2 separate regions of the Homo sapiens genome follow, and region 2 is linked to region 1. A link is a contact called in ENCODE Hi-C or POLR2A ChIA-PET data. All regions are on one chromosome and are shown on one strand. The core of a region is the stretch at or near the end of the contact, and the rest is flanking DNA. Distances in the headings are between cores, read along the strand shown. Region 1 holds the start of NIPSNAP3B (nipsnap homolog 3B). Region 2 overlaps SLC44A1 (solute carrier family 44 member 1).

Region 1 (5,290 bases), core at 2,653-5,152:
AAATAATCTAGAGATGCTTTAAAGTATATGGAAGGATGTGTGTGGGTTTGATGGAAACAGTATGCTGTTTCATATAATGGACTTGAGCTGAATCTGGTATCTACAGGGGTTCCTGGTACCAACCTCCTGCAACCTCCTGCAAATACAGAGGGACAACTATAGTATATTTACTTTTAGGGCCTCCTAAGACTAATAGTAAATGAATTATATGATTTATGCTGAGGATAAGGAATAACACCTATCTTACAAGTGAATTGTAAAGACTTTACGAGCAGTTTAATGGGACACAATTAAACTTGTGGCTCACCTAACGCACATAAGTGGATTATATATGTGGTTTATCTAAAGCATATAAATGAATTATAAACACTTTATTAGCAGTTTTTTCAATGGGACATGTTTCAACTTGTGGTTTATCTAAAGCATAAATTATGTTTTAATAGGGTCTGTTTTATTATAACAGGGAAAAACTAAAGAGTTACGTCAAGCATAGAATGAACACTTTTCATATTAAATTACTTTATGACTATTAACTTTGGACACTGATCACTAAACAGTAAATGAAATTATTAAAAGTTCTTTAGGTATCCTCAAGTCCTGATGTGGACTGTTAAGAACAGACATGGAAGTAACAAACATTCTGGGGATTCTTGTTACTTGTTCTCTTTCCTCTACTAAACCAGGGGTAGGTCAGCTTCAATATGGGAAGGACTGTCTCTCATTCCTTTTCCTTACCTCCCTAGGGTAGTATGAAAGAATTCCTTGAAACTCTGGGGTACAGAAATGAAAAAAGAAGTGGTCTCTAAACATAACAGAATTATTAAATCTCAGAGTTGGGTGACGCTTAAAAGTTAACTATCATCCTTTAAAAACCTCCATTTTTATAAAGCTCCCAAATGGGTGAATTATTTCTGCAAAAATGCTGATATCCAGCCCTAGCTGTAACAATAATAAGAAAAAAAAAATTATCTTATCCTAATGACACTCCTTTACCCAAGAACTGCAATTAGGAGTCTCATAAATTTACAAAGCTTTCTCCCTTATTTAGCCAGTATTCCATCTTCGTCAATACCATATACATTAGTTACACATTTAAAACATTTTTATTAAATATACATGTCTTTTGGCAGGCCCAACGGTGATCTTAACCCACTTGAACATTTACAATTACTGCTTTAAATTTTTCATGAGCTATCTTTATAGCAAACGATTCTAACATTTTTCTGAGGATTAAAGTCTAATTCACAATTTTATGGTTTGATATATGAGACTGCATGTTTTCTCATTTATGATAACATAAGAGTTCAAGCAAGGGGTGGTTAGAGGTGTACCACTGGGAAGAAGATCTGCTAAATTTATTTTTTTGGTATTGCTTTTAAAAAGTCTTACTTAACCTGTATGTATCTATGGTAATATAGATCCAAGAACTAAGTCTTATGTTACATTTAACAGAATGAAAATCTATACTGAATACTAAAACTGGATGACTCTTTACCATACTTCCAAATATGAAACACTTTATTCGTTCTGCCTCCAAATTCTACACTCCAGAATCCAACCAATTCAGAGTAAGAGGTCCGAAGATGAATGTTTTTCTTAAGATTTTCCATGAACGCATTCATATTTGAAGGTTTAAGGTAATAAGTACGAAATTCATAGAACGTTCCATCGTATTGTCTAGGGCCCGTAGCAAAAGATGAACACACCTGAAGGAGGTAAGACAAATGTAAATATCTTGGGAAGGTACAATTACAGATTTGGTTACAACCAAATCTGAGTCTGGTACAAGGAACACACATAGACTCATTATCCATTGTTTACTTTTGTTGTCAATTCTCCATATACACTTGTTTACATAGAGATGTCAATAAAGATAACTACTCTTAATTCTGATGAATATATAGCAACTGTTTCCTAGCAGGGGTCTACCTCTAGCCATTTTTTCACGAGAATTTGCTCACAAGAAGGCTGTGGGATCATAATGATACTCCTTTACCGAAGAACTACATTTAAGACTTAGTCTCTTTAATTTACAAAGGGTTTTCCCCTGTTTAGCCAATATTCCATCTTACTCAATACCATATGTATTAGTTCCACACATTGAAAAAAATTTATTAAGTACACATGCCTTTTGGCAGGCCCAAAAATACGTTTACTAACAAAAAACTCTTGTTTTTAAAAGGTTCCTAAAAAAACAGGAAGGGCTATTCAGGTCAAAGTATTTCCTGAATCTACTGATGAAGACTACCGGTCAAAAACAGGACTGGAATGTAACTAATATAAAAGGAAGCTATAACTTATCCAATTGCATTGTACTATGGGTGTATACTGCATAAAGGCTGAAAAGGAAAAAAACTCAACAAATGAGAATTGTCTCCATCATTGTTTCTAATTACAGATGCAATATCAAGAAGTATGTACATTTAGTGCACTCAATTATACCAAGTTTATGGAACTATCCTTTAAGAACCACCCTTTGTAATAGTCATATGCCCAATGGGTAAATTTTCTGTCCTAATCTGGCCCTCTGAGCCTGAGTGAGCTTAATGTTCAGTAGCAAATGCCCTGTCAGAAATTATCCAGTCTGTCTGTATGTACGTACATGCAAATATTTATGTAAACACACGTGTATACACAGACCACTCCCGTGGCATTCTAGTTTACAAATCCATTCATTTAGGCATGGTTAGCATGTGACAATTTCCTGAGGCTCACTACCCAGAATAATCTATCGCAACAGTTTCAGTAGGCATCTTTCACTGACATATTTTTGGTTACAACATGCAAATGTCTATGTAGTTTGTGTGCATAACGTCTTAATTATAATTGTCTATCTTGAGTTCATTCATCTCCAGTATGAGTTATGCCCTTATTGCCCAAGTGTCTTAGTTTTCTTAGAAAACCCTTCTTCATACCAAAAAATACCTGCAACTATCCTTTCTTTTGATGGCCATTCTTTTTGGGTCAGTTTAATCAAATTCTGAAAATAAAAAACTGCTTAGTATCTACAGTTTAAAAATATTATTATCTCGGAAAATGGGCCAATGAGGTATTTCTAATAACTGCTTTTAAAGTTGATTTTCGGAGATTTGTATCTGGAGATGTTATCCTAAAAAAACGCAACAGCTGGCGCCACGGGGGTGTCCCGGGAGTTGTGGCATTTAGGCTAGAAACAGCTGGCATCAGGCTGGGCACAGTGGCTCATGCCTGCAATCCAGCACTTTGGGAGGCCAAGGTGGGCGGATCACGAGGTCAGGAGTTCGAGACCAGCCTGACCAACATGGTGAAACCCCCGACTCTACTAAATAGTAAACACAAAAAAAATTAGCCGGGCGTGGTGGCTGGCGCCTGTAATTCCACCTACTCCGGAGGATGAGGCAGGAGAATCGCTTGAACCCGGGAGGCGGAGGTTGCACTGAGCCGAGACTACGCCACTGCACTCCAGCCTGGGCGACAGAGCGAGACTCCGTCTCAAAAACAAAAACAAAAATCACAAAAACACTGGCATCCAGTTAGAAAACCCCTCTGACAGCGACTGCCAGCGAGACGACCCCGGCCTGTAGCCTCCTCCTTGCGCGCCAGACGGCTCCAGAGACCGCGTTAGAACTTCGGCGGCGGCGCGGGGCCCCAGGTCTGGGAGCGCCTGAGCGTGGCTCGCACGCTTCAGAAATACCCCCCGCCCCTCCCCTCCCCTCCGGCCAGGGCTCGGGCGCGCCCCCGCGGCCAGTACCTGAGGCGCGAGCGTCCGTGAGGCAAGCGCCTTGGTCAGGCCGCTTCTGAGAACGAGCATGGCGCGGCTTCGGCACTGAGAAAAGCAGCCAGCCGAGTCCTTTGTGAGACTTCTCTGAAGTCTTCCCGAGTGGAAAAAAGCGGCTCCTGGACCACTGGCGAACTCAGGCAGGGGCGGGACTCGGCGGGGTCAGCTCCACCCCGGCGCGGGAGGCGCGACAGGTCCCGCAGTTGGCGTCTTTCTCTTCGGCGCTGAGCCTCGGTCCCCCTTGGTTTCCTGAAACGTTCTTGCCCCAGACGTTAGAGGTGACAGAATTAGCTGAAGGCTGGGATCGTTCCTGCCCCACCTTTCTGGGCCCTGACCTCATTCGCTCCGATGCGCAGTTGTGTAGATTCGTAAATGTGCGGCGGTTGTGCTTGTGTTGCCCCTGGAGAAGGAAGGGGAGGTGTTCAGCGTGTGCATGTGCAGTGCTTTGCATTTAAAGTCGAGATGTTGACAGGGTTAACTTGTTTCTTTGTTTGAGACGTAGTCTTGCTCTGTCGCCCAGGCTGGAGTGCACTGGCGCGATGTCGCCTCACTGCAAGCTCCGCCTCCCGGGTTCACGCCATTCTCCTGCTTCAGCCTCCCCAGTAGCTGGGACTACAGGCGCCCGCCACCACGCCCCGCTAATTTTTGTATTTTTTAGTAGAGACGGAGTTTCACCATATTGGCCAGGCTGGGACAGGGTTAACTTTTACAGGTTGTGATAGACGTGTATTTGTAGACCAGTGAGCCTTCGCTTTTCTGCATTATCTGTCCCCATTGCCACCCCACTGTGATCTTGGAAGGCTCCTAATAAAGATTTAATTTTCCATGAGCTCAGTGGAATAGCAGCACCGAGCCTGATAGGAAAAAGTCGAAGTTAAACATAGATAGTTTGAAACTAGATCGTTCTGTAAGCCTTAAGAGCAAAACAGCCGACCTCTGGTCTAGTCCTCCCAGTCCCAGAGTACTGGTCCCCAGACTAACCACCTTCAACATTTTAAGCTGTTCTTCTAATACCTGTTTCCGTATGTTTTTTATTTTTTTGAGACAGAGTCTTGCTCTGTCGCTCAGGCTGGGGTGCAGTGGCATGATCTTGGCTCACTGCAACCTCCGCCTCCCGGTTTCAAGAGATTCTCCTGCCTCAGCCTCCTGAGTAGCTGGAATTACAGGCGCACGCCACGACACCTGGCTAATTTTTCTATTTTTAGTAGAGACGGCGTTTCACCATGTTGGGCAGGCTGGTCTTGAACTCCTGACCTCAGGTGATCCTCTCGGCTCAGCCTCCCTAAGTGCTGGGATTACAGGCACGAGCCACTGCGCCTGGCCCGTATTTTTAAATAATAGTCATTTTCTGCTATTTCTTGCATTTTCAGTTATGGAGAGTATGTGTTGCCTTCCTTCTGTGGCAGATGAGGATTTAGGTCTCACAGAAGCCACTCCCCCGGGGGCTTATCATTTGTGTTGAGAACATTCAATATCCTCCTAGCAATTTGAAACTATATATTATTAACTATAGTTATCCTGAAGTGGTATAGA
Region 2 (5,290 bases), core at 1,419-3,918, 550 kb before region 1:
AATAGTGCTATTAAAAAGATGATGTCCTTGCTTATTTAATTTGAGGTAAACTATTTCTATTTCTCCATAATACTGGTAGCTGCTATTACTAGAAACTCCATCAGCCTCCTTTCATGCCATCAAACCTATAACAAAATCTATTTTTGACAAAGGTGGCAAAGTAATTCAATGGGGAAGATAGTCTTTTCAATAAATGCTTCTGGAATAACTGTATTTTTGTATGGGAGAAAAAAGATAAACCTTGACCTTTTCTTCACACCATAATCAAAAATTAAATCAAAATGAATCATATATATCAACATAAGCGCTAACTAAAAAACTTTCAGTAGAAAGCACAAAAAAAAATCATTGTGAATTTGGGGTAAGGCAGTAATTTCCCAGATAGTACACAAAAAACATGAGCCATTAATAAAAACAAACAAATTCAACTTTATCAAAATGTAAAACTTTTGCTCATCAAAAGATGTCACTAAGAAAACAAAAAGCAAACCAAAGATTAGAAAAAATAATTGCAAAACACTTACCTAACAAAGGTCTTGTATACAGATTTAGTGCTCATAACTCATTAAGACTAACCAGTTTGTTTTAAAATATGCAAGATATGAATACTTCACAAAAGAAAACAGATGGATGGTCAACCAGCACTTAAAAAGATGGTCAACATCATCGGTCATTAGAAACATGCAAATTAAAACCACAGTGAGATACCACTACAGATTCACTAGAATGGCTAAGAATAAAAAGAACAGAGACATGCATGGTGACATGCATGGGACTGTACCTATAGTCCCAGCTATATGGGAGCCTCAGGGTCACTTAAGGCCAGGAATTCGAGGCTGTAGCGTGCTATAATCATGCCAATAAATAGCCATGGCACTCCAAACTGTGCAACATAGTGAGATCCTATCTCTAAAAAAAATAAAATAAAATAAAATGTAACAAATAACAAAAAGTCTCATAATACAAAATGTTAGGAGGAAGTGAAGCAAATATAACCCTCCTACTATTGTAGTGGGAATGCAAAATAGTGCAGCAACCACTTTGGGAAACAGCTTGATAATTTCTTATAAAGTTAAACATCCTCACCACATGACTCTGCAATCTCAATGCTATATATCTAACTCTTCAAGAGTAATGAAATATATTAAATTACATACACAAATTGTTAAAGCAGTATTACTCACAATAGTAAAAAAAAAAAAAAAAAAAAAGTTAAATATTGAAATAACCCAAATGGCAAAAAACCTAGTGAACAGATAAACTGTGTTATAGCCACACAATGGAATATTTCTCAGTAATTTAAAAGGAACTAACCACTGATGTATTTAACAACATGCATGAATCTCAGTAGCATTATTATATGTTTTAAAAGGTAGACACAAAATACTACATAATATATAATTATTTGTATATGACATTCTAGAAAAAACAAAACTATACTACGAAAAGCAGATCAGTGGTTGTCTAGGGACAAGAATGGGGGCAAGGACTGACTACAAAGGGGCACAAGGTAATTTTCTAAGAGCAAAAGAAGTATGGATTGTGATGGAGGATGCATGACTGCATATAGTTACCAAATTCAAACTACACTTGAATGAGTAAATTTTACTATATGTAAGTTATAACTCAACAAAACTATAACAATGAAATATTTTTAAATTTCTTCCTGAAAATCGACTTTACAAAATCCAATTTAATTTAATGAGCCCCAGTGTGTAGTAAGAATTTAACCTTACTCAGAAAGAGATCTGGACTTTGCCCTTCACTTCTGGGAGTTAATTTCTAAGCCTTATAGGAGTGTCTTTGTTTACTTGGTGCTCTTGGGTCACAGAAGTCTAACAATGTGTTTTAGGGTTGGGGTAGACCACTCCACATACTATTTAGGGTGGGCGTCGACCACCCTAGAAAGACCAACAATGTTGTTTAGATTAAGAGTTTGGGATCACATGGTATCAAATTGACCAGAGGAGCTGGAGACTGGAGCCTGAGTCAGCCATATAATGGAGTCCCAACAAAAATTATGAACACTGAGGCTTAGGTGAGCTTCTTTGGTTAGCCATACTCTGTGTATTGTCACACACTGACACTGAGAAAGTACTGTGCTCGGACTCCGTGTACTCCACTCTCCCCAAGGGAGACAACAATGGAAGCTCTGCCCCATGCACTCCTTTTGTTGGCTGATTTTACTCTATATCCTTTCCTAAAAATAAACCATAACCATGAGTACAGTAGCGTTCAGTGAGTTCTGCAAGTCTTCCTGGCAAATAATTTGCCAGGAAATAGGTGGTTTTATGGACCCCTGATCTTGCAATTGGGGTCAGATATAAGGGTGGTTGTGTGTGGACTGTGTGCCCTCTAACTTCTTAGATGCCCTCAACTCTGACACCCAGGTAAACACAAGTGGGTGGCAAACCCACTTGATTGCCATCAAACTCATAGTTGAAGCAGTTAATAATTACCTGAAGTATATTACAAAGGTCATTGTCTATCAGCTCATGAACAATGACTAAAGCTTGTAAAAATCTTCACAGGTGTCAGGTAACCTAGAACCAACTCAAGTAGTGAGACTTCAGATTGAGCATTTGTACCAGCTGTTTAACTTAGACATGGCAAACATATACACCTAGTCAAACAACACGGAGAAAAACCAATCATCCCTTCCTTGCCGCCTAGCTGCATACATGTCATCTAATTCTGTTAAACAGGTTTTCACTTCCCTATTTAGAATTGGCAAAACATTTTGACTTTGAACTCCCGCATTTTCTAAGGTACGTAGCTGGATCTCCTCTTTCAAATTGCTCGCAGTATTTTCCACAGCAAGTATTATCCTAAAGGCAGAAATGCACTAGCAATACAGATGTTACCTTTGTAAAGAGTTTAAAAATTTAGGCTTAAGAGTAGTATGGTCACAAAATATGACAAAAAAATCTCCATAAATTTACCTTCTGAAAATTTAGTTAGCGTCTTTACAACTTCTAATATTTTCCATGAGAGGGAATGAAAGTTTAGGAAAAAAACTGTATAGGCCGGGTGTAGTGGCTCACGCCTATAATCCCAGCACTTTGGGAGGCTGAGGTGGGGGGAACATTGAGGTCAGGAGTTCAAGACTGGCCTGGCCAACATGGTGAAACTCCATCTCTACTAAAAATACAAAAATTAGCTGGGTGTGGTGGCAGGTGCTTGTGATCCCAGCTACTTGGGAGGCTAAGGCAGGAGAATCTATTGAACTCGGGAGGCGGAGGTTGCAGTGAGCTGAGATCTTGCCCATTGCACTCCAGCCTGGGTGACAGGGCGAGACTCCATCTCAAAAAACAAACAAACAAAAAAACCTGTATAAATAATACAATAAGTTTTCATTTAGAACGTCACAGATGTTACTATTTCCAAATGCTTGTAAATTTGGGAGGAAATAAGTTCTCAAATACAAGTTTATGTGAGGTATCTATCTAGGCTGCTCTTTTCCACTTTATGCTAAAGTGGGAGTGACAGTAGGTTAGAGTTAGAATCAGAGAGTACTGACAGGAGACAGAGAGAGGAGTGCTTTCCCTCAAAGCAAAGCCAAATTCATCAAAGGCTTAGAGCATCTCCATTTGTTTAAACGTATCCCTAAGTGTGGGAAGAAGTAGGTGATCTACTGGGCTGCTCTGAGGAATACCTTGACAACAGGTAGGGAGAATACTCTGTAAAACTTAAGAATTAGTCCAATGGACAAATGTATACCTCTCTTCTTCTGAGCTTCTACAACTCCACAAGATAGAGTCAGGAGTACAAGATAGAGTCAGGAGCACCTTCCTGTGTGTGCCAGTCTTCTCTGGGCTTTAGGATGGCCAACAAGAATTCCAACCTGTAGACTCAACCACACTATTCCTCAGACAGTGAGAACCAAGCTTGGTATTCTAATCAGAATTCCATCTTCACTAGAAGATGGGCTCCTGGAGCCACCTCTCAGTCCCCAAACCCTCATAACCATCTAGTCACCTCTTCGTCCAATCACCATTATGTGTACCATCCTTCCACAGCCGACTTTACTTGACTTTACCCTGATAAAATGCAAGCCCTGCCTTGAACCCCCAAAATATGACAAAAAATATTTTCAAAGACATCTCCATAAACTTACCTTCTGAAAATTTAGTTAGCATCTTTATACCTAAATGAGGCTCCAAAACTCTGCCTAAAATTACCCTGTCCCTGAAACCCTGTCACTGGCTGAGAGTCTTCAACTCATATGTACAACCTGCAACCAAGATGCTGCCCTAAGGGGAGGTCAGAGAGATTCAAGACTGAGAATCTGACCCAATTTTGCTGGAGGATGGGAGTCATGAGCCATAGAATATATGCTATAGAATATATGTTACCTCCAGAAGCTGAAACTGACTCTCAGTTTATAGCCAGCAAGGAGATAGGAACTCAGTCCTACAGCCATGTGAAACTGAATTCTGTCAATAGCCTCAATGAGCTTGGAAGAGGATTCATTCCCTAGAACCTCAAGAAAAAAATCACAGCCCTGTCAACACTTTGATTTCAGCCTTCAAAACCCACAGCAACCAGCTAAGCCATGCTGTGCACAGACTTCTGATTTACAGAACTTCGTTGTTAAAAGCAATGAATTTGCTTCAGTTTCCGATTTACAGAACTTCATTGTTTAAAGCTTCTTACTTTATGGTAATTTGTTACAGCAACATTAGGAAAGTAATACAATGGTGGTTCCAGTACTATCACCAAATTGCCTTCTTTTCCTCTCCCCACCAGCCTGCTGTTAGGAACTCAGGAAAGTGGAGTCACTCAGCTTTCAATAGACAACACTTTTACATGACATTTCATCACTGAACTGTCATAATTTCTCTATGTATTTTGTCTTCCCCACTAGAATGCAAGGTCTTCAAGCACAGGGACTACAGATGTCTTTTTATCCTTTTTTTCCATTACCCAAGTAATGTATATATCGATTATAGAAAACTTAGGAAAAAAGAGATAAGTATAAAATTAAAACCATCCATAATTCAACAGCTAATCACACTGTTGACATTTTCATGTCATTCTATACTTTTCTATGTACATGTATATTTTTACATTTATAAATAAAATCATGCTGTACATACTGGTTTGCAATTCATTTTTCCCTTAATAATGTTATGCATATATTGCATGCTATGGACATACTTCTACAGCATCATTTTTACTGACTCCACAGTATCTAAGACCGGGCCAGGACCTCCCATTGTAACCTTTCTCATGGCCTTCCCATTATAACCTCTCATACCCTTACACCTCTCTCTTCAAAACGCTTCCT

The links. Hi-C counts contacts between places; a loop is a spot of excess contacts on that map. ChIA-PET counts read pairs that join two places held with the same protein, here RNA polymerase II (POLR2A). Pooled maps may share reads with other maps.
Region 2: a map with no recorded cell type shows a loop between it and region 1 (4-fold over the local background). The contact joins the enhancer-like site here to the promoter of NIPSNAP3B in region 1. A Hi-C loop is called at or near these places in 2 of 37 single-sample maps with no recorded cell type and 2 of 50 pooled maps. POLR2A ChIA-PET finds 5 or more read pairs at or near these places in 2 of 52 experiments (GM10248 and activated B cell).

Annotation. Positions count from the first base shown.
Region 1 is chr9:104,762,741-104,768,030 of GRCh38, reverse strand. NIPSNAP3B (nipsnap homolog 3B) reads right to left here and starts at 3,902. Exons shown (of 6, transcript NM_018376.4): 1 at 3,731-3,902; 2 at 1,496-1,706. The coding sequence starts at 3,790. RefSeq lists silencers at 3,587-3,776, 3,974-4,173.
Region 2 is chr9:105,316,214-105,321,503 of GRCh38, reverse strand. The region is part of intron 3 of SLC44A1 (solute carrier family 44 member 1); the gene reads right to left. Among named protein-coding and RNA genes, the nearest start is that of SLC44A1, 74 kb to the right of the region's middle. Within about 2 kb of position 2,668, at least 4 of the 41 ENCODE cell types and tissues checked have a DNase peak (open chromatin) inside an H3K27ac peak, as active enhancers do.